Linked DNA regions of Homo sapiens: region 2 is linked to region 1. A link is a loop called in an ENCODE intact Hi-C map of the cell type or tissue named here. Cell type or tissue: sigmoid colon. All regions are shown on one strand. Links, peaks and the distances in the headings refer to the core of each region. The heading gives the core; the rest is flanking DNA.

Evidence for each region. Hi-C counts contacts between places; a loop is a spot of excess contacts. Peaks named below come from ENCODE experiments on the same cell type or tissue, not always from the same donor. Only the 100,000 strongest peaks of a DNase experiment are listed, where the experiment ranks them.
Region 2: a loop joins it to region 1, with 15 times the contacts of the local background. A loop is called at or near these places in 17 of 110 quality-filtered maps.

The regions. Positions count from the first base shown.
Region 1 is chr1:234,991,669-235,002,682 of GRCh38, forward strand. No RefSeq gene overlaps it. Among named protein-coding and RNA genes, the nearest start is that of LINC03108, 16 kb to the left of the region's middle. RefSeq lists an enhancer at 6,269-7,468. In sigmoid colon, for the core only: no CTCF peak of the experiment used is centred there; DNase peaks (open chromatin) are centred at 5,793, 6,673, 6,993 and 8,114; H3K27ac peaks cover 2,133 bases.
Region 2 is chr1:234,538,312-234,549,325 of GRCh38, forward strand. No RefSeq gene overlaps it. Among named protein-coding and RNA genes, the nearest start is that of LINC01354, 12 kb to the left of the region's middle. RefSeq lists enhancers at 1,756-2,259, 3,633-4,133, 4,134-4,634. In sigmoid colon, for the core only: no CTCF peak of the experiment used is centred there; DNase peaks (open chromatin) are centred at 4,310, 5,230, 6,100 and 6,760; H3K27ac peaks cover 1,726 bases.

The DNA.
Region 1 (11,014 bases), core at 3,467-8,466:
CCAGGACTTTGGGACACCAAGGTGGGCGGATAACCTGAGGTCAGGAGTTTGAGACCAGCCTGACCAATATGGCAAAACCCTACTAAAAATACAAAAATTAGCCGGGTGTGGTAGCACATGCCTGTAATCCCAGCTATGGCTGAGGCAGGAGAGTCACTTGAACCTGGGAGGCAGAGGTTGCAGTGAGCCAAGATCATGCCATTGCCATCCAGCCTGGGCAACAAGAGTGAAACTCCATCTCAAAGAAAAATAAGGACTTTGTTTCAGGAGCAATGGGGAGACTGTAAGGGTTCAGGGAGAGGAGTGACAACATCAGTGTTTCATTTTGAGAGTTCCCTCTGGTTACTGCATGCAGAAGAGACGAGGCAGGGCCAATACCCAGGCGAGAAGCAGTGCACCAGCCCCTATGGAGGTTCAGGGGTATCTGGTAACCTGGAGAGTCTGAGGATCCCATGGTCTTGAGTTAAATCTCTCTGGGACTTCAGGCAAGTCAGTAAGCCCCTGCACACCTCAGATTCTTCATATGCTAAATAATGTGATATGAATTCCTGCTACAGTTGGCTCTTAGTATACGAGGGGGATTGGTTTCAGCAACCCCATGTATACTCATATCTGCACATACTCAAATTTGCAGTCAGCCCTGCAGAATCTGCAGGTATGAAATGTCCCCCTGCTCTATATGCAGGTTTCACATTCTGTGAAGACTATATTTTCCATCCGCATTTAGTTGGAAAAAATCTGCGTATAAGTAGATTCACATAGTTCAAGCCCATATTGTTCATGGGTCAACTGTATAGAGAGTTGGGGGGCAGGGATTAGAGGAGACTCTGCTTATAAAGCTCTGAGCACATGGCCAGTGTTCAGCCAACATCAGCTATTGTCTTTTTTTTTTTTTTTTTCTGAGATGGGTCTTACTCTGTCACCAGCCTGGAGTGCAGTGGCGTGATCTCGGCTTACTGCAACCTCCGCCTCCTGGGTTCAAACAATTCTTGTGCCTCAACCTCCCAAGTAGCTGGGATTACAGGCACACACCACCACACCCAGCTAATTTTTTTTTCTTTTTTTTTTTAAGACAGAGTCTCACTCTGTTGCCCAGGCTGGAGTGCAGTGGCACGATCTCAGCTCACTGCAACTTCTGCCTCCCGGGTTCAAATAATTCTCCTGCCCCAACCTCCCAAGTAGTTGGGACTACAGGCATGTGCTACCACGCCCGGCTAGTTTTTTGTATTTTTAGTAGAGACAGGGTTTCACCGTATTAGCCAGGATGGTCTCGATCTCCTGACCTTGTGAGCCGCCTGCTTTGGCCTCCCAAAGTGCTGGGATTACAGGCATGAGCCACCATGCCCAGCCAGCTATTATCTTTATTGGAATTGAACAGACATGGAATTTACTGGAGGTGAGGCATGGGAGGAAGTAGGATATGGAGGAAGAAGCCCAAGGTACCAGCCTGAGAACCAGGGTGAAGGGTGCTGCTGTTTATGAAGCTGGGGTGCTGCAGGGCAGGAGCAGGTTCAGGAAGGGAGATGGCCTTGGGTTCCGTTTGGGGCATGTGGAGGTGGGTGCACCTGTGAGACCTCAGGTCCAGAGCTGAGAAGGCTGGGTGGGCAGAAGATGGTGATTTGAAAGTCATATGGGCATAGAAATGGTATTGGAAGCCACAGGGATGATTTGAGGGGTGAATGCAAGATTAAATGAGAAATGTGCCAGGGATAGAGTGCTAAGAACACCCACAATGGCTGGGCGCGGCGGCTCACACCTGTAATCCCAGCACTTTGGGAGGCAGAGGCGGGCAGATCATAAGGTCGGGAGATCGAGACCAGCCTAGCCAACATGGTGAAACCCCGTCTCTACTAAAAATACAAAAATTAGCTGGGTGTGGTGGCGAGTGCCTGTAATCCCAGCTACTTGGGAGGCTGAGGCAGGAGAATCGCTTGAACCCGGGAGGCAGAGCTTGCAGTGAGCCGAGATCACACCACTGTAGTCCAGCCTGGGCAACAGAACGAGACTCCATCTCAAAAAAAAAAAAAAAAAAAAAAGAACACCCACAATTAAAGGAACAAGTTCTCCAACAAAGGATTCTCATAAGTTGTGGCCTGAGGGGAACAGAATAAAAAGCAACAAGGTGTCATGGAACTCAAGGAAAAGGGACCTTCATGAAGATGAAGGGAGAAGTCAGCTGTGCCTGGTGTTGGTTTTTCCTTTCTAGAACTAAAAGCCAGAATGATTGACAAGGCCCCCCAGTGATGGGGACCATGGTCCATTCACTCCCAGCAAACCTTGGGGAAGAGGATGCAGCGTGGAGGTAGCCTGTGGAGGAGGATGGAATCCTGCCTCCTGCCAGGGTCTGTCCCCAGCCATACTGTGGTGGTTTCATTGCAAATCACCAGGTCCTGGGTCTGACACTTTACTTTCCCTGTTCCTGCAGAGTGACGGTCACGCAAGCTGATCTGAACCTCCACTGGCTTCTCAGACTCAAACCAAGCACTTCTCTTCCTGGGATCACGAGTTCTATTCAGAGTGGGCCCTGGAGGCCTTCAAAGCTGGGCCCCAGGTTCTCACGGTGAACTAAACTTTCTCCGCAAACCCCCTTGGCCCCACACCTGGCTTATCTGGCTCCAGCCCTGAGCCACCCAGCACTGTCCCGATGTAAATACGTGTTCAGCAGAGACGCACAAGGACTGGCAAGGATGCCTCATACTAGTTGATCCTAAATCTAAAAGACTATGTTTTTGCTACATTCACTCACATGCATCACACACCTGTAGGCACACATGAACACATACATGCACACACGCACACATTTTCTTCCAGTTTAACTCATGCTACTTAGAGAACCAGCTAGAAGGTGAGCTTTCTCCTAGGCCCTCTCATTACAGATGAGGACACCCAGGCCCCAAGAAGCTCAGCGTTTCACCAACAACCCTTGGCAGTGACGGTGAGTGTGTCATGCTGAACCCCTCTCCCTCTCTCTCACCTCAGTGCTCCTTTTAACTTCCTCTCTTTATTTTATTTCTTGCCAATTCATGCCCTGCCTTCCCTCCAGAACTCAACCCTGAACCTTCTCCCACCGGCACAACCGTCTGTAACCAGCCCCTGCTAACTCCTCAGAACGAGTGGATGCCGGAGAATGTTGACTTCCTCCCAAGAAGAAAGTGAAGGAAGCAGAAACCTCCTGTCAGCCAGATCCCACCAGGACCCCTTCCCACAGACCCACTTGATGCTGCCTCTCACGGCAGCAGGGGAATGCTTGGTGGGGGTGGCTCTGCTTCTCATAGCAAAGAGAGAATTCTTGGAGGGCAGAGGCTGTCCTCAATATATTTTCCACCTGGTCCCCACCCTCTAACCGGTGTTCTGTTAGAAATGCGTGCACCACACATGTCTCTCAGAGGCCAGGCGGGCTTCAGGGCTACCAGGGCACCTGGATGGGCTCCACCCCATGCCCAGAACCTCAAGAGCTCTCTGTCCTGGAGGGAGTCCACTTCCTCCGAACTTCCCAGGAAGCCATCCAGCCCACTGACATCCATCAAAAACAAGCTCCCTGGGCAGGCTGTGCTTGGAGGAAGGATCCTCTAATGTAGCATCATCCCTATGGGGGAGACCTGAAGCAGACTGTTTTCAAAGTAGTTTTTCTATCAAGGCCTGGGCAAAATGCATTCATTAGAAAAATCAGAGGTGGAAGGAAGCTCATGAACTCATCAAGGTAAACAGAATCTGCAGTTGGTTTACAATCGTCTCTCTGATATCCCAGGAAAAATATATCTTACAGTTTATCTTAGGGATGCCATCAGAGAAAGGTATATATGTATAGGTGTGTGTGTGTGTGTGTGTGTGTGTGTGTATGTGTGTGTGTGTGTATATATATATGCATATATATGTGTATATATGTGCATATATATGTGTGTATATATAGGTATATATGTGAATATATAGGTATATATGTATATATAGATATATATGTGTATATATGTATATATAGATATATATGTATATATGTATATATAGATATATATGTATATATGTATATATAGATATATATGTATATATGTATATATAGATATATATGTATATATGTATATATAGGTATATATGTATATATAGATATATATGTATATATATGTATATATAGGTATATATGTATATATAGGTATATATGTATATATAGAGATATATGTATATATAGGTATATATGTATATATAGAGATATATGTATATATAGGTATATATGTATATATAGAGATATATGTATATATAGGTATATATGTATATATAGAGATATATGTATATATAGGTATATATGTATATATAGAGATATATGTATATATAGGTATATGTATATATAGGTATACGTGTATATATAGGTATATGTGTATATATAGGTATATGTGTATATATAGGTATATGTGTATATATAGGTATATGTGTATATATAGGTATATATGTGTATATATAGGTATATGGGTATATATAGGTATATATATGTGTATATAGGTATATGGGTATATATAGGTATATATATATGTATATATGTATATATATACGCACACACATAGATATACACCATATATCTGTGTATTAATCCTGTTTATATATAAATCATATATATGTATATACTATGTGTGTATGTATACATATGCATATATACAAATATACACCTGCTCATATACATATACACGCAAAGGCATATTTATGTGCTGTTTTTTTGTTTTGTGTTGTTTTGAGACGGAGTCTTGCTTTATCGCCCAGGCTGGAGTGCAATGGCGCCATCTCGGCTCAGTTTTTAATAGCAAAACATTGGAAACTTCTTAAATGCCCATCAGTAGGTGACAGTTTAAATCACAGGTCTGCAAGTGGGCCAGTGGGCCAAAACCCAGTCTAGGACCTATTTTGTGAATAAAGTTTTATTGGAACATAGCCACACCTGGTCATTTACGTCTTTGACCAATTTGGAGCTACAATAACAGAGTTGAGTGTTTGCAGCAATGACCATCTGACCCACAAAACCAAAAATATTTACTATCTGGCCATTTACAGGAAAAGTTTGTCGACGCCTAGGTTAAATTATGCTTCCTCTAAATGAAGCTATTAAACGATCCTGTAAGTCTGTAATTATGGCTACGAAAAGCCCATGATCTCTTAAAAAGTAAGAAAATTAGTTGGAAAATGTTAACACAATCCCATTTTTATCAAAGCAAAATGTATTCACCTGAACGTGCATACAAAAATGTGCATTGAAAACTATGTATCTTTCCTCTAGAAAGTTATGGGAGAAGGAAGATAATAGACGGTGTTTTTTCTTCCTTATATTTTCTTTTTGTGTTTGATTTTTAAATAATGAGTACACCTTAAAGTTCTTTTTATTGGGAGAAACAGTTGCTCACTTCCTCCACTCCCTAATAGCTGGTGAAAGGTGTCAGCTTTAGGAAGGGCTGTGTCAGGGAAATATCTTGGCTTCTGGGGTGTTGGGGCAACAAAGGGCCAGGAAAGACAGCCCCTCAGAGGAACAGACCCCAGTGACATCCTTGGGTGGGCCCCCGCCTGAGCAGCAACTTCTTCCAGCTCTGTCTCCCACTACAGCCTCTGCCCTTGGCATGGTCCAGAGCTGCGATGGCGAAAACTCATCACCAAGCATTGCCTCCGCTGCACCCAACCCAGCAGAAAAAGAGTCCAGAGAACATCCTGGTCCTGAGTCAGCCCCTGGCTTCAACCCACAGGACACCACAGGGCGCCACGGGACATGGCACAGCGCCAGATGCCAGGGATCCGAGGAGACAGAGCATGATGTCCAAACATGAATGGCTTATTTTTAGCAAAGTCCAGCCCTCACATCCTGGCCCTGCTCCAGGGTGAGCAACAACATTCCCTCTGACTCAGCTCCGCAAGCTGACTCGGTTTCAGAGGAACAAGGTAGTCTCTCCTTGCTGACGTTAGCGGCAGGCAGTCCTCCCCTTCAGGAAAAATCTGTACAGCAGTTCTGATTCCTTCTGGGACTGTGTGCTGGCTGCTTCCAGAAGAAACATAACTATTCCCTTCACAGTCTGGGCTTCGGAACTGGGTGCAGAAACTTCCACACTCCATCTCCTGGACTCCCATCTTCTAACCTTCCCGTGTGATTTCCAAGGAAACCAGATGGCTGCCTTCTCCCCCCTCTTCCTCTTCCTCCTGCACAATGAGCCGAGAGACCCAACCCTGCAGCTCTGGCCTGAAACTGGGGCCTGTTTCTCGGGGGTTTCTGTCTCTTCAATCAGTCCCCACACTGTGTCCAGCAGACTAGAGCAATGAAGGGAGGAATCATTTTCTTCCAGTAACGACACTAGAACCTATGTTCTGCTGTAATGAATGATACAGGTTTGCCAGGAAGACGTGTCATCAATGCCAATAAAACAAGGCAGAGTACAGATACCTCCAGAGATCTTGCCAGAGAGGCTCACAGCCCCGATAGGTTTGTGTATGTTTTGGGGTGGGGGAACATGAGAGAATGAGAGATTATTTTCCTTCTGGACGTTCTCAACATGCCTGAAATAGCAAGGACACAGCTGTCCCTCCCCAGTTGTCCCTGTGTGATTGGAATTGCAGGAGTCAGTTGTCTCAAAGCAAAGAAAGTGCAGAGCCTGCACGTATCCAGATCTTCCGAAAGACGAGGCCCTGTTCTCCTGGCCTGGCGCCTGGGTTTCTCATTTGCTCCTAGGTCTCTGGTATTGTGCCGCCTGCATCCCAGGCAACGCCAGCAACCCAAGCCCCGCTGAACAAGTCAAGACCTCTCTGGATGAGGTCAGGAGCTGGAGCTTCCCCTTATTTTGTTAGGAAGCACCATGCGTCAGCCTTTATTCACACCCTATAAAGTTGTAGCCTTTAAGGTTAGTCTCTTCCACACCTATAATTCTCCACCAGAGCAATTTGCTGCAGAGAAAGAGCCCTCCAGCAGGCAGTACCTGTGAGTCACGGCTTCTTCCTGGCCCCCGCCCGCCCTAAAGGAGTGGCTACTAACAGGCACCTTTGATCCTCAGGCTGCTCTGGGAGTTGGAAGAGTCGCGGAGGCTCACCTGTAGTCATAAGGTCAAGAGACTTGCCATGAGAAATAGTAACAGTAGCACCGCCTGGATCCCACCCCCGGTCTTCTCCTTTGGGCCTCTGTTCTTCCTCTAGGGGTTGGATCTTTCAGCTCTGCCATCTGCCTTTCATATCATCAGTTCTATTTTTGTTTTGTTTTTGTTTTTGTTTTTGTTTTTGTTTTTGAGATGAAGTCTTGCTCTTTTGCCCAGGCTGGAGTGCAGTGGCGTGATCTCGGCTCACTGCAACCTCTGCCTCCCGGGTTCAAGCAATTCTCCTGCCTTAGCCTCCCAAGTAGTTGGGACTACAGGCACCGCCAGGCTAATTTTTGTATTTTTGGTAGAGATCGGGTTTCACCATGTTGTCCAGGCTGGTCTTGAACTCCTGACCTCAAGTGATCCACCCGCCTCAGCCTCCCAAAGTGCTGGGGTTACAGGCGTGAGCCACCACGCCCAGCTTAGTTCTATTTTTGAGTGAACAACACTCTCCATTGGCAGGGAAAGGTCACCTTGGTATGTGGCCTCGCTTACGGAGTAGAGTTTCTCCAGGGCCTCTCCCAGGGCTGTTCAAATGACCCAGCACAACCCTTCAAGTGACTTCCCCTTCTCTAAGACTCAGTTTCCTTATCTGTCCAATGGTGGAATTGGAGTAAATATTTGCTAAGTTTCCATCCAGCTCTAATGTACTAAAAATCTATGAAAATCTGGATTTTCCCATTTCCAGACAAGCCTGGTACTACTCAACCTTAATCTACAGCCACCAGATGAAACCCGCTGCAGAGCCAACCCTGACACCAGCACCATGAGCTTCAGTTCACAAGCACCATTCTCACTGGAGCCCCACCAGACCTCGATGATGTGGACAGTGCCAGTTACGTGGACAGGCTGAGATGGGCGGATCACTTGACGTCAGGGATTCGAGACCAGCATGGCCAACATGGTGAAACCCTGTCTCTGGAGATGAGAAACACTTTGCCACATGCCAAATAGCAGCACTAATAATGTAGCAGCCCTGGGGCCCGAGCCTGGCCTCCTGACTCCGAGCCTGGTGCCCCACTTAGCAGCCCCACCTCTCCCCATGGGTGTCTACCTGGCTGGAAACGACACTGGCCAAAGGCAGAACCTCAACCTGCAGCCGTCAGTGGGCATTCAAGTGGACCTGCTAGGCTGGACAGAGAGAGCGGGAAAGGCAGGAAGGCCTGTTTCTTCCTCCATTTTGGCTGACACAGGCTCCTTAGCACCCGGCTGTCTGACCACCCTCAGATGAAGCTCTGTTCTCTCCATCCCTTTCCTCCTCCTCAGTCTCAGGGATCAGATGGGTGCGGGGCCCTGTTCTGGGGACACTGAGAGCTGTGCATTCAGGTCAGACGTGCACAGTTTAAAATTCACAGAGGAGGCCGAGTGTGGTGGCTCATGCCTGTAATCTCAGCACTTTGGGAGGCCAAGGCAGGCAGATCACCTGAGGTCAGGAGTTCGAGACCAGCCTGGCCAACATGGTGAAACCCTGTATCTGCTAAAAATACAAAAACTAGCCAGGCGTGGTGGCATGTACCTGTAATCCCAGCTACTTGGGAGGCTGGGGCAGGGGAATTGCTTGAATCCGGGAGGTGGACGGAGGTTGCAGTGAGCCGAGACCATGCCGCGGCACTCCAGCCTGGGTGACAAGAGCAAAACTCTGTCTCAAAACATAAAAAAATAAATAAATAAATAAAATTCAGAGAGGACCCTGGAGTCCCTTTCCCATAATCTCACCCCCACGCAAAAAGGGGCAAAGGAATCGTCATGGTGTAAACCATAGGTTGGGCTTCGACTGGGGACCTCCTCCAGCCCCTCAGCCACGTCAGAGTGGCCAGAACAGGGAGAAGGGAGCATTCTCTCCACCGCCCCCACGAGCCTGCGGTCTACTGAAGGTGACAGGAGATGTTTGGGGCGGGGGAAGGAAGGGAGGTATCTGTGTCTTGTCAGAGTTAGAAATTGCCCAGAACATTAGCAGGCCCCACCTAGCCTTCATCTACAGGCCCTTCGGCTTCTGCTGTGGCTCAAACTCGAAAAGACAACAGCCTTCTCAAAACATTTACATTCCTGCCAGGCAAAGATTCATGTGACTCTGAATCCCGAAGTACACAGGTTTTCATGGGAAGATTAAAAGAGAATTCCGATGATTTCATGACAAAGTAGCCAGTCTTGCCAAATGTCATTTAAAGAAAAAAACAAAAAAGAAGAAGAATCCTTACTTTGCTTGCTTGTATTTTCTTTTCTTTCTGGGATCCTGTATGTATCAGTTTTATAACTTCATTGACAACTTTCAACTGGAATTTAATTAAAAGAAAATAGAGGCCGGACGCGGTGGCTCATGCCTGTAATCCCAGCACTTTGGGGGGCTGAGGCAGGTGGATCACTTGAGGTCTGGAATTCGAGACCAGCCTGGCCAACATGGTGAAACCCTGTCTCTACTAAAAATATGAAAATGAGCCGGGCGTGGTGACCGGCACCTGTAATCTCAGCTATTCAGGAGGCTGAGGCAGAAGAATCGCTTGAACTCAGGAGGCGGAGGTTGCAGTGAGCTGAGATCACACCATTGCACTCCTCAAATTAAAAAAAAAAAAAAGGAAATAGAGAGCAAGGTCAGCCTTGGTCCCCAATTTCTGCAGAAAGTGCAAAAAGAGATCACCAAGGCTTGAAACAGATTTGCAAAATTTGGCAAGGGTCCCAAGATTCGTGAAAGGATATGGTGAGGCCAAACCCACTCAAAGACCTCCAAAGATACTGAGGAAGGTGTTCTCTTGCATGAGCTGGGCTTCAGAAATGTTCTCTCATACTCCAGTGTCTCACACACACACACACACACACACACATACACAAACACACACCAGTGCCCTGCCCCGAGTAAAATTAGTTATTCTCTCCTTCACATGCCAAAGGGACAATCTTCAATGTTTCTACCCATGAAACGCTTTTGCCAGAAGCCTGAATTCATACAAAGCATATTCATCTAGACTGAATTTTTTAATATGGTGTATATATATATATTCATACACAATGGGATACTATTCAGTCATAAAAAAGAATGAAATCCTTCATTTGCAGCAACATGGGTGGAACTGCAGTCCATTTTATGAAATAAGCCAAGCACAGAAAGACAAATATTGTGTGACCTCACTTCTATGTGGGAGCTAAAAAAAAGTTGGTCTCGTGGAGGGAGAGAGTAGAATGATAGAGACCGGAGGCTAGGAAAGGTAGGAGAAGGGATGAAGAGAGCCTGGTTAGTGGATACAAACATACAGTTAGATAGAAGGAATAAGTTTCAGTGTTTGATAGCACAGTGGGGTGACTATAGTTAACAATAATATATTGTATATTTCAAAATAGCTAGAAGATTTGAAATGTTCCCAACACAAATAAATGATAAATGTTCAAGGTGATGGGTACCCTACATACGACAATTTGATCACTACACATTGTATGCTTGTATCCAAATATCACATTTACCCCATAAATATGTATAAGTATTCTGTATCCATAAAAAATGCAAAACTAGGCCGGGCATGGTGGCTCATGCTTGTAATCCCAGCACTTTGGGAGGCCTAGATGGGCGGATCACCTGAGGTCAGGAGTTCGAGACCAGCCTGACCAACATGGTGAAACCCCATCTCTACTAAAAATATGAAGTTAGCCGGACGTGGCGGCGCATGCTTGTAATCCCAGCTACTCGGGAGGCTGAGGCAGGAGAATCACTTGAACCCAGGAGGTAGAGGTTGCCGTGAGCTGAGATCATGCCATTGCACTCCAGCCTGGGCAACAAGAGCAAAACTCCATCTCAAAAAAAAAAAAAGCAAAACTGAAAAAAAAGTATCTTCAGCTATTCACAGTTAGACCCATGTTGGAAAATTTGAGTCAAAATAAAGCATGTACATTCAATATATGTGTGCACATTAATGAGAACAATGTTTTTGTACTGTTGGCCCTGA
Region 2 (11,014 bases), core at 3,782-8,781, 450 kb before region 1:
GTGTTAACTGGGGCAGGTTAGTTAACCTTTCAGAGACTCGATGGTCTCACCTGTAAACTGGAGCTCAGGATACCTAGCTGTCAGGGTGGTTAGGATGGTCAAAGGGCACCCCCAGGAGCATGATAAACATGAGCTGAAACAGCGAAGTCGGAATCTGTATACAGACATGACCTGTCGCCTCTCGGAGCATTAACCCTCCCAGTGAACTGGCAGGAGAGGTCTCCTGTCTTACTTCTCGGAGCAGAGGCACAGAGCTGGGAAGTCGGCCTGCCCACCTCCCCTGAGAGCTGGCAAGAGAGCCAGGAATGGGATGCACGCACATGCCGTTTGATCCAGAGCTCTTGCTACCAGGCGCATGGCCTCTTTAACAGCTCACCGGTTGTTGGATTTGCTTCCATTTTCTCCTGGGCCTAAATCGTTCCCCAGCTTCCAAGGGGCACTCCCTCTTTCACACTTGAGGGTACCACCCAGGGAACTGAAGGCTCGGAAAGAGTAGCAACAGGGAGTAACATGGGCACCAGGGAGAAGGAGGCTTGTTATATTCTTTCTAGATGAATCTCCAGGCTGCGGCAGTCCCGGGCGAGTCCCAGGCCTGCCGCAAAACCTGTCCGCCGTGGGACTGCCTCAACATGCTGTTTGGGAAGTCAAGATGTTCAGTGTAAACTTTGTTCTCCCTTCCCTTTCTTCGGGGATTCACAGAGGCAGCTCTTCCAGGGCCTTCCTCTCCAAGTCTTTCTGGTGCTGAAATCTGAGGTCACACACCCTGGAACACGACTTCTCTGTCAGAACAAGCCCGTGAAGCGGCTGTCCTATCCGAGAGGGCTGTGCAGCGGGTGGTGTTGGCCCTTGAGTTTGCCATGGTTTGGGTTTCTCAGTGGCACTATTTTTGGCAGATTTTTTTTTCCCTCGCTCTTTATCACAAGCCCGTCGGGGAAATGACAGCGGAATTGCAAGCTTGAATGGACTTGTTTGACAGGCCAACTTTCATCCTGAGCACTGCTGCTGACTTTTAAAAAGGAACTCTGAGAGGAGGATAGTAATTTCACACTAATTCCTTGCTGTAATTTGCTTTTGAGTATAAAATGTCGTGTTTCAATCACCCTAGCTGCGTGGTGTAAGGGAGAAGATGGGACACACGTGTGGTTAATGTGTTTGTAATAGACACACACAAAGACACCACTTTGCTCTGAAGCAACAACACAGGAAACACTCATCCACACTTCAAGGGAATCTCCACCAGGTACAAACAAGTGCATTCAAAGGAATTCATAATACATTGCCAGCTTTGGCAGAAACAGAGAGCTCCTTTAAACAGAAAATCTCACGCTTGACATCTCCATCATCCAAGCGTTTATGAGAATATCTTTATCCCCCAGGCTGCATTATGGAGAGGAATTGGGGTGGTTTTAGGCAAACCCCAAAAGTAGGAGGGTCTGAAACCCTGGATGGACTTAATGCATTGGGGGAACAGATCAGGTTCAGCTGAGGAAAGTGAAATTCATCTGGGAGAAGGGTAAGTTAATAGGTACTGGCCAAAAGGGAAATAGCCTCCACGCTGAAGAGAGCTGATGAGGCTGTGCTTGGAAAATCCCCTAAGAAAAAAACTACAGGGTCTCACAGAGAAGCCAGTGGTGAGGGCTTTGCCCAGTTTAGAAGCAGGAAGCAACAACTTTTTCTGATTTATTAATCTGCACATGGAAGCACCCTAATCCCATCCCTTCACCAACTCTCACCGCACTTAACTATCCTGGCCACACTGCCTGACATTTCATTTTTCTCCCGGGATGGCCGCTAATATTTCACATACTTAGTCTTGCTCTCACCTAGATTATAAATTCCTCGAGGTCAGGAGTCAAAATCCAGCCCCAGGCTCCTTCCCAGGACTCCGTAACTCCCTGGAGGATTGCAGAGCCCTTCACACATTGTTCGCAAGGCTTCTGAAACAATGGCAAGATTGCACAAGGGCCAGGAAGGGTATTTTTAGAACAGATCCAAGCTCTTTGGTGGGCCCTCAGGCTGTTTACCACCTAACCTGACCGCCTTTGGTGTCCTTCTGGCCCTGGCTCCATATGCCGTGTGCTCCAGCTGAGCAAAACTAAATGCTCTCATGCCTCCGTGTCTTTGCACGTGCTGTTCCCTCTGCCAGCTGCCCTTGCCCCTTCTTGCATCTGTGGACTGTCTTTCAGCTCTAGGCCGCCTTCTCTCTCCCCACGGAACTGCCAGCATCCCTTAGGCAGAGCTGATGGTGCCTCACTCTGTGGGTCCAGGGTGCTTTCTGGAGGCCTTAATGGGGAGGCAGGGCCAGCTGCCAGTCATCAGGTTGGTACAGCCATCGGGTTGGTACTGCCTGGTTGGCAGGCCTGTCTTTTCAGTTAGCCTGAGACTGCCTTGAGGCCAGGGCTACCTTCCTCCCTGTCTCTAAGTTCTTGGCCCCCAGCACAGTGCCTGGCACTCAGCAAATGTTTCTTGAATGAATGTGCTTCCCATGTTGGGCAGATCATGACGAAGGCAATAGCAGGGCCCAGTGTGTAATGCGAGGACAGCAAAAAGGGACCCTGCTTTGAGACCAGAGATGCTTCACAGGGAAGCCACATCTGGAGCCCTTCCTGATAAGCTGGGTCAACTGGGACCGCTCCTAGACAGGGTGTTTGAGGAGGTGGTGCTTGCTTTAGGCAGCCCCAGCCTCATTCTGAGAGCTTGTTCCACTTTGAGGATTTCTCTGTTTTCCATTTCCAAATCTTTATGCTATCCCTCAGTTACACTTGCTCAAAGGGTGATTGCTAGCAGTCTCCGAAGATAGGCTAAGAGGTGTGGGTAAGCGGCAGTGTGCTGGGGTTGGGGATGGGGGGACAGGGCATTGCCCGGGCTGTGTGGGAGGCAGGAGCGAGATGATGAAGATTCTGGACTCCAAGCTGGCCCCAGATGCCAGCCCACCTTGTGTGATACACTGAGAGTGCCTCAGTTTCCCTGCCTGTTAAACAGTAATGGCTCCTTCATTGAGTTGTTCTGAAAAATCAAGTTAGTACAAAGGAAGCACAGAAAGTGTGCCTGACACAGGCAATCTCTCACTGCATGCCAGCTCCTGGCATTTGGAATCTGAAGATGGAATCCAGTCTGACTTCCTTCACTCGCAAGTTGTCCAAGTCACCTCACCTCCCCATTCATGTTCTCATGTCTCTGAGATGAGGATAATAAGGCTGACCTTGCCGGGTGTTGGGAGAATCAGATAATCAGAGAGTGGAGTGAGTGCATTTTGCAAGCTACAAGGTGCCTTCCCAAGGGAAGCGTGAAGTCACCTGGGTGAAGGTATTGGGAAGTGAGGCCCTGTCACAGATCCTGCCCCACAAGAGCTACCCCTGTAAGGAATCAATGACTCGGTATTAACCATGCTTTTAATTTCTGTAAAGTGATGCATTGACATCCACCTAAGGCCCTATTTGCCAACCTAAGCCAATTGTGACTCACCCGTTGCAATGGTTAACTTTATGTGTCAAGTTGGCTGGGCTGTGCTGCCTGGATGTGTGGTCCAACATTATTCAGAATGTTTCTGTGGGAGTGTTTTTGAAAGAGATTAACATTTAAATCAGCAGGCTTTGAGCAAAGCAGGTGGCCCTCCATGTTGCAGGTGGGCCTCATCCAATCAACTGAAGGCTCCAGTAGAGCCAAGCCTGACCCTAGGAAGAGAATTCTGCCAGTGGACGGTCTTCTAACTTGAACTGCAACATCATCTCCCTGGGTCTCCAGCCTGCTGGAGATTTTGGACTTTTCAGCCTCCATAATAATGTGAGCCAATTCCTTAAAATGTCTCTCTCTCTCCCTCTCTTCACCCATCCCTCCGCTCCGCATGCTTCTATTGATTCTGTTTCTCTGGAGAACCCTGGCTAATATACCCGTAGACATCTGGAGTCCTCAGATAACTTTAAACTCTACACTCTGACAGTCACAGTAAAGGTGAATTTCGCAGGGGTGCCACTTGCAAACACAGCTAGCCGGTCCCGAGCCCGCACACCCTGCCTTGCTTTTCCTTCCCATGGAAACCACCCTAACAGCTCCTGCCACTGTCCCACTCTCCCTCTGGCTCCTGACCCACCCCGAGGGTGGCCCTGTGGTCCTGCACGCTGTGCCACTGTGGCCCTGCACGCTGTGCCACTGTGGCTCTGCATGCTGTGCTGTGTTCTCCCAGGCAACTGTGAGAATACTAAATCTTTCAACTTTCTCCATCTCTCTCCCGACCTCGCCTGGGCTTCCTGCACCTCCTCCAAGGTAATGTGATGAGACAGACTGTGATTGCAGCCCAGTGCCAGCGAAACTGTGGGCCAGCCCTGGCCCAGAGCTGGGCAAGTGAGTTATTTGTCCCTGTCACGTGGTGCTCTGCCAGCTGCGACGGTGCTATTCTATGTGAGATCTGGGGCTGATAGAAATGATGGCAAACTTCTTGAGCAGCTTAGGCTAAAAGAATTGGTCTTTGCATAAAACAGAAATTGTCATCATCATTATAAACACTATCCTGGCCCTCCAGAGAGCCCAGATGAGCTGTGTTCTTGGTGAGGACAAATGTCCTTCCAGAAGAGGGGTATTTATTGGCTCTTCAGGTCCCAGAGAAGTCCCAATCCCCCATGCAGGAAGGATTCCAGAAGCATCCATGTCTGAGGATAGGACCCTATCTCAGAGCAGAGCTCGCTCGCTGCACCTAGGGGAAGAGGAGGACAGTTGCTTTCCAGAAAAAAGTTAATTTACCCTGAGTGATTCATAAAGTTGCAGAATCACAGAATTACAGAACCTTAGAATTTCAGAGGCTGAAAGGGATCTAACAGGGCATCCGGGTCCAATACCCCTCATTTTAAGCAAGAAAAAAAAAATAATTCCAATTAAAATACAGCCCTCCACTCGTCTGCAGTTTCTATATAGAGCCCCAGATGAATGCTAATTAGAAGACTGGTTGGAAGAACAGCTTTTTCCTACAACCGGTGTTCATTTTGTGGGATTTCTCACTGTTGATTAATTAATGTAAGCATCCGTCCATTCACCTGTTTGTCTGTTCACCTGTCTATTCATTGCTGCATCCATTCCTCACCCCAGTAAAAAATTGAGGCAGTTACATCAAGAATACAGACATGGTTTGCTCTCCCTCCCTCCTCCTTCCTTTTTGTTTTTCTCTCCCATCCAGGATGAAGACGAGCTAGCTCTGCGCATGTGTGCGTGTGGGAGAAAGGCCAGTTGCAGTCAGTGTCACGGTGCTGTTTTTGAAACTCTGCAGGTCCCTCATAGGCCGGCTGATATCACCCATGCCAGGATTGCTTGGCCTTGACAGAGCCTGTGTTAGAAGGGACTATCATGAAGGTATCCAAGATACTAAAGGGCTGAAACAAGCCCCTCTCTTGTCTTCACAGTATCTTCCAGTGGCAGACAGGAGGCCACTGGATGAAGCTGAGGACAAATAAATGTCAATAAACCACCACTGGGAGCTGCTGCTCCCCCATTTCCCGTGGCCTGCAGGGGGTCACTGAGTTAAATGTTACAGCTGATTGTGAAAGGGACCTGGTGAATCCATGATCAATAATGACATTGGTTTTTACACGAGCTAAGATAAGGGTAATTAAATCTTGTGCTTCAGGCCATATAAACTGATCTCCACAGGAGGGCAAGAATTAATTTAATTCCACACACACAACCCCTTCCAACCCCTCTGACAGCTTTAGTATAATGGACTCAGTGCAGGATGGGGAAGATAGAGCACCAGGTATTAACCACCACACCTATCGGGAGCTTGAACTTGATGGGCCTCGTGGCTGATCCAGGGCAGCAAATCCAGAGCTGCTTACAGCTTCTCTCTGTGCTGGGTTTATTACATACAATCTGTACAGGGGCTGTTTCCACACTTAATGGCAGTCCTGAATCACTATCTATTTCCCATCCTTGCCTGCAAAACAGCAACCCAGAGCTAGTGCTATGCCGTCAATACCGGGCCCCATAAAGCCACTGCTGTATAGATTTGCCTTTTTGTGCATGTGCGTCTGATTCACGAGCACTTTGGCAGCCTTCCAGGCTTGAGGAGAGGAAAAAAACATCCTGAGCATCCCAACAGCCTCATTTTGATCTGTGATACTGAGCAACTCATTTCCACTTCACAGGCTCTGCTGAGCTGTGCCACAGAAAGACAAATCCCAGATGTGGCAGGGGTGGGAGGCGGTGGAGGGAGAGGGGCTGGCTGGAAGGAAGGAGGGTGCAGGAGAGGGAGGGAGGGAGGGAGGGCCAAGGGAAGGGAGGGAAGATGAAAGCAGAAAAGGGCCACATTTATTAAGCTGTTTTTCTTTTGGTGAAAAGAAGCATTTATCAGTGATTTCATATATCATGTGAGAGGTGGCTTCCTGCCAATTTCCAAGAATCCAAACAACCCGCTGACATCATATGCTAAATATAGCTCAGGCTTTGCTTTAGGTGAACAAATAATGCCGCTGGACAGGAATAGGTTCTCTTCAGTTACATGGTTATTATGATCGGCTGTCAGGCTTGTGTAATCAAAAGAATCATGTCCAGTTCCAAGGAGGAATGGTGCAAAGAACTCATCAAACAATTTCGGGAGATGACTGATGAACCCCCATTCCTCCTGCCTTCCCAGGTGGCCGGCTGAGCCTGGCTGCTGGAGGAAAGGTGGGCAACTCTGTTGTTGCAGGTCTTCAAAGCCCTGGTGTGTGTGTGTGTGTGTGTGTGTGTGTGTGTGTGTGTGTGTGTGTGCGTGCGCTGTATTTCCACCTCTGCCCTGCCCATCAGAAAAGGTGGCTGATCTCTCCAAGGGAAATGCGTAGAAGGAAGACAGACCTTCAAACTCACAGATATGGTGCAGGAGCTATTCATGAGGCTGGGGCAGGAGCGAGCGGGGTGGGGTTGGTGGCACAGATAGTTCAGGCAGTCTGTTTATTCTGCAAGCATTCAGGTAAGGGTGCTTGTCTGAAGGCAATCGGAGAGCCATCTTCCACGGCTCTTGGGCTCTGGTACTTTTGATTCTACCTCCCATAGCTTTTGTGTTGTGCGTGTCCTGTCCGGGACTGGTGCCTGTCATTCTGTCTGAAGCCACCTGAAAGATTAAGATTCGTAATGAGACCTCTCCCTCCTCTGCCAGCACTCTCCTTCTCCCTGCCCACTCCCCCAGGCTCACACTGGGGAGACAGGGAGCTTGGGATGGGTTTGTAAGTATTTGGAGGAAGGGGCAGCAGTAAGGAGAAGAGAAGGACGAGAAAATTAGTGAGGGAGATAAGGAGCCGGTGCATCAAAATAGCTGCTGGAAGGTGTTGTATCCCTTCGAACATCTGCATGATTTCCCTTCTCAGTCAGGGATACAATAGAGGTTGTTACTATGGAAACTGGTGTAAAAGCAGCACAGAGAAAGGAGAGGGCTGGATATAAAGAGGAAAGAGTAAAAGGCATATACCACTTTTAAATCATCAAAGAGGAATACTATAGCACTTCCCACCTCCAAGAGGAGGAAATAAGTCACTGAGCCCAGGGAGGGTTGAATACTATGATCATGGGAGGGGTCAGAGACTATCGGACACCACCATCCTTTCCCCTGGAAGCCTGTGTGTTGAATCTGTCCACTGCTGTAAGATCGTTAGCCAGAAAAGAACGTCCAGGCAGTTGAGGGTGGTCAGCTTCATGGTAGATGGCATGCTTGGCTCTGCTCGGCCACGGCCTTTGGGAATGGCCTTGGAGGGAGCAGGCCATTTTTCTGTGTCACGGTTTCATCACCTGCCTTCCTCAGAGGAATGACGAAGCACCTTGCTCAAGAAAGAAATGCTAGTGCCATTCAAGGCAAAGAAAGGACAGAGCTTCATGTGCTCTGTGTGCAGAGGGAAAAAATGTGAGCAATTCCAGCTGGTGTCCTCAGCATCATACCCAAGAGGGGCCACGGACCAGGCAGAGGCCAAAGTCTGTGCGTACCTAGCCAGTTTCACTTTGTTTCAGTGTGGGTATTAGTGGGATGAAATCATTTGCTCAGGCTGAGGAGAGTTTTGACAAGTCATTGGTGTTTCATGCAGACTCATACACGCAATCCTGTAGACCAGTCTGTCCGATAGAAATATGACGCGAGCCACGATGCAATTTATTTATTTATTATTATTTCTATAGAGACAGGGTTTCACTTTGTCACCTAGGCTGGAGTGCAGTGAGGCAATCATAGCTCACTGAAGCCTTGAACTCCTGGGCTTTAGCGATCCTCCCACCTCAGCCTCCCATGTAGCTGGGACTACAGGTGTGAGACATCACACCCAGCTAATTTTTAAATTTTTTGTAGAGATGGCTGGTCTCAAAATCCTGGCCTCAAGCGATCTTTCCACCTCGGCCTCCCAAAGCACTGGGATTACAGGCGTGAACCACCTCACCTGACCCACTATGGAATTTACAATATCCTAGTAGTCACATCCAAAAAGTAAAGAAACAGGTTAAATAAACTTTAATATAATTTCTCTGTCATGTTATTTAACCCTGGTATATCCAAAATATGATCATTTCAACAAAATTAATTCAGAGATTATTGATGAGATATTTTATACCCTTTCATACTGAATCTTTGAAATCTGGATTTATTATTATGTGTGTTATGTGTATGAGAGAGAGAGAGGGAAAGAGAGAGAGAGAGAGATAGAAAGAAAGAGGGAGGGAAGGAAGGAGGGAGGAAGGGAGGGCCAAGGAAAGGGAGGGAAAATGGAAAGAAGGAAGGAAGGAAGGAAACAGGTCTCTGGCTCAGGCACTAACTCTAACTACGTGCCTTGCATCACTGTGGGAGCGATAATAACACACACTCACTCTTTGAACAGATGGTCAGCCTCGAGTACCTCCCTTTACCATTGAACAGTGACCCCTCATCCTCCAACCACAATCCATGGCCGCTGGAATCAGACAAACCCAGCTGAAACCACAGCTCTCTTTCTGAGTGCCTCTCTCTGAGGGAGTTTCTTAACCTTTCTGAGTTTTCCTCAGCTGTGAGATGGGAATCCTATTTTACAATTGAAGGTAGGTCCCTCAATTGTTTTGGGGATGGAATAAGAGAATGCCTAAGACCAGGTCTAGCACTGATAAGGGAAGCTCCTTCCTGTCCCTTATCCCAGCTCTAGTTTGCCAGTCTTCCGCTGAGCACCTAATCTTCTCCAGGCCTCTGTGAGTGAACAAACTAGAATTGTACATTTTTCATGTACTCAGAAAGCCGCTTGAGTAGAAAGGAGACTTCAAGGACTAAGATTGAGTTTGTTTCACTAATTCACTCCAGGCTGATCACTGGATGTTTCCCCAATTCAGAGAGATACTAATATGCAGCCATTCAGAAAGAGTCCTTTTGATGACCATGGGTTACATGGTAAGATGTTTAGAGAAGAAAATTAAAATATGTCCTTCCTTATAAATAAGATCTAGCATTTGGTAGCACAGTAGGGTGACTGTAGTTAACAATAATTTATTGTATATTTTAAAGTGGAATTGAAATGTTCCTAGCACGAAGAAATGATAGGTGACGGATACCCCAATTACCCTGATGTGATTATTACACATCGTATGCCTATATGAAAACATTGTATGTACCCCGTAAATATAGACAACTATTATGTACCCATAATAATTAAAAATTTAAAAATAGGTCCTTTCTGTCCTAGAGTGGCATTGTCCCATATAGTAGCCACTAAACTCATGGGGCTATTTAAATTTGCATTAATTAAAATTTGAACATTTACTTTCTCAGAAACACTAGCCACATTTCAGGTGCTCAATGAACACATAAGGCTAGTGGCTACTGATTGGACATTTCAGATATAGAACATTTCTGCATACTAGAAAGTTCTGTCACCACCGCTCTAGATTTTTAGTCATTTATTCAATATGCAGCCAAAATAAAACTCAGAGACAGCAGGACAGCATGCGTAAGCAGGCCTAAAGTCAAACTGGGTGGGTTTCATCCTTTCTCCACTTTGGCCATATGTCAACTTAAGTTAGTTTCTTTTTTTCTTTTGAGATGGAGTCTCACTCTGTCATCCAGGCTGGAGTACAGTGATGCTATCTTGGCTCACCACAACCTCTACCTCCCGGGTTTAAGCGATTCTCCTGCCTCAGCCTCCAGAGCAGTGGGATTACAGGCACCTGCCACCACACCCGGCTAATTTTTGTATTTTTAGTAGAGACGGGATTTTGCCGTGTTGGCCAGGCTGGCCTCGAACTCCTGACCTCAGGTGATCCTCCCACCTCAGCCTCCCAAAGTGCTGGGATTACAGGTGTGTGAGCCACCACGCCCAGCCTTAAGTTTTTTAACCTCTCTGTGCCTCAGCTTCTCAGTTTCATCATCTGCAAAGTGGGAATGATAGTAATATAACTTAATTCAGCAGATTATTATCAGAATCAAGTAAAGGAATGCAAGTAAAGTGCTTATAACACAGCCTGGCAGGTCGTAAGTGCTTAGTAAATATTAGATATGACTATTCATTATGCCCCATTAACTCTTTTCAAAAACAAGAGAGGGTTAGGATTATACTGAAAGGTGAAGGTGCCCTCCATTAACCCAAAAGACTTCCTGGAAGAGGTAATCCCTTAAGCTGTGATTCAAAGGACGGAAAGGCATTCTCCATTATTCAATGCATTTGATAGGCATTTATTGGTCATTTGTTATATATAAAGCACTGTTGTGGCTGTTGGAGATGCAAAAATGATGACAGAGGGTCCATTCTATCTTGAAGTCCCGTCTAGAGAAGGAGAAAGCCTACACAGTTGATCCTTGAACAACACAAGTTTGAACTGCACGGTCCACTTATGCATGGATTTTCTTTTGCCTCTGCCACCCCTGAGATGGCAAGACCAATCCCTCCTCTTCCTCCTCCTCCTCAGCCTACTTGACATGAAGACATCAAGAATGAAGACCTTTAAGATGATCCGCTTCCATGTCATGATGAGCAAATATATTTTCTCTTCTTTATGATTTTCTTTTCTCTAACTCACTTTCTCGTGAGAATAGTGTCTAATACCTAGAACATACAAA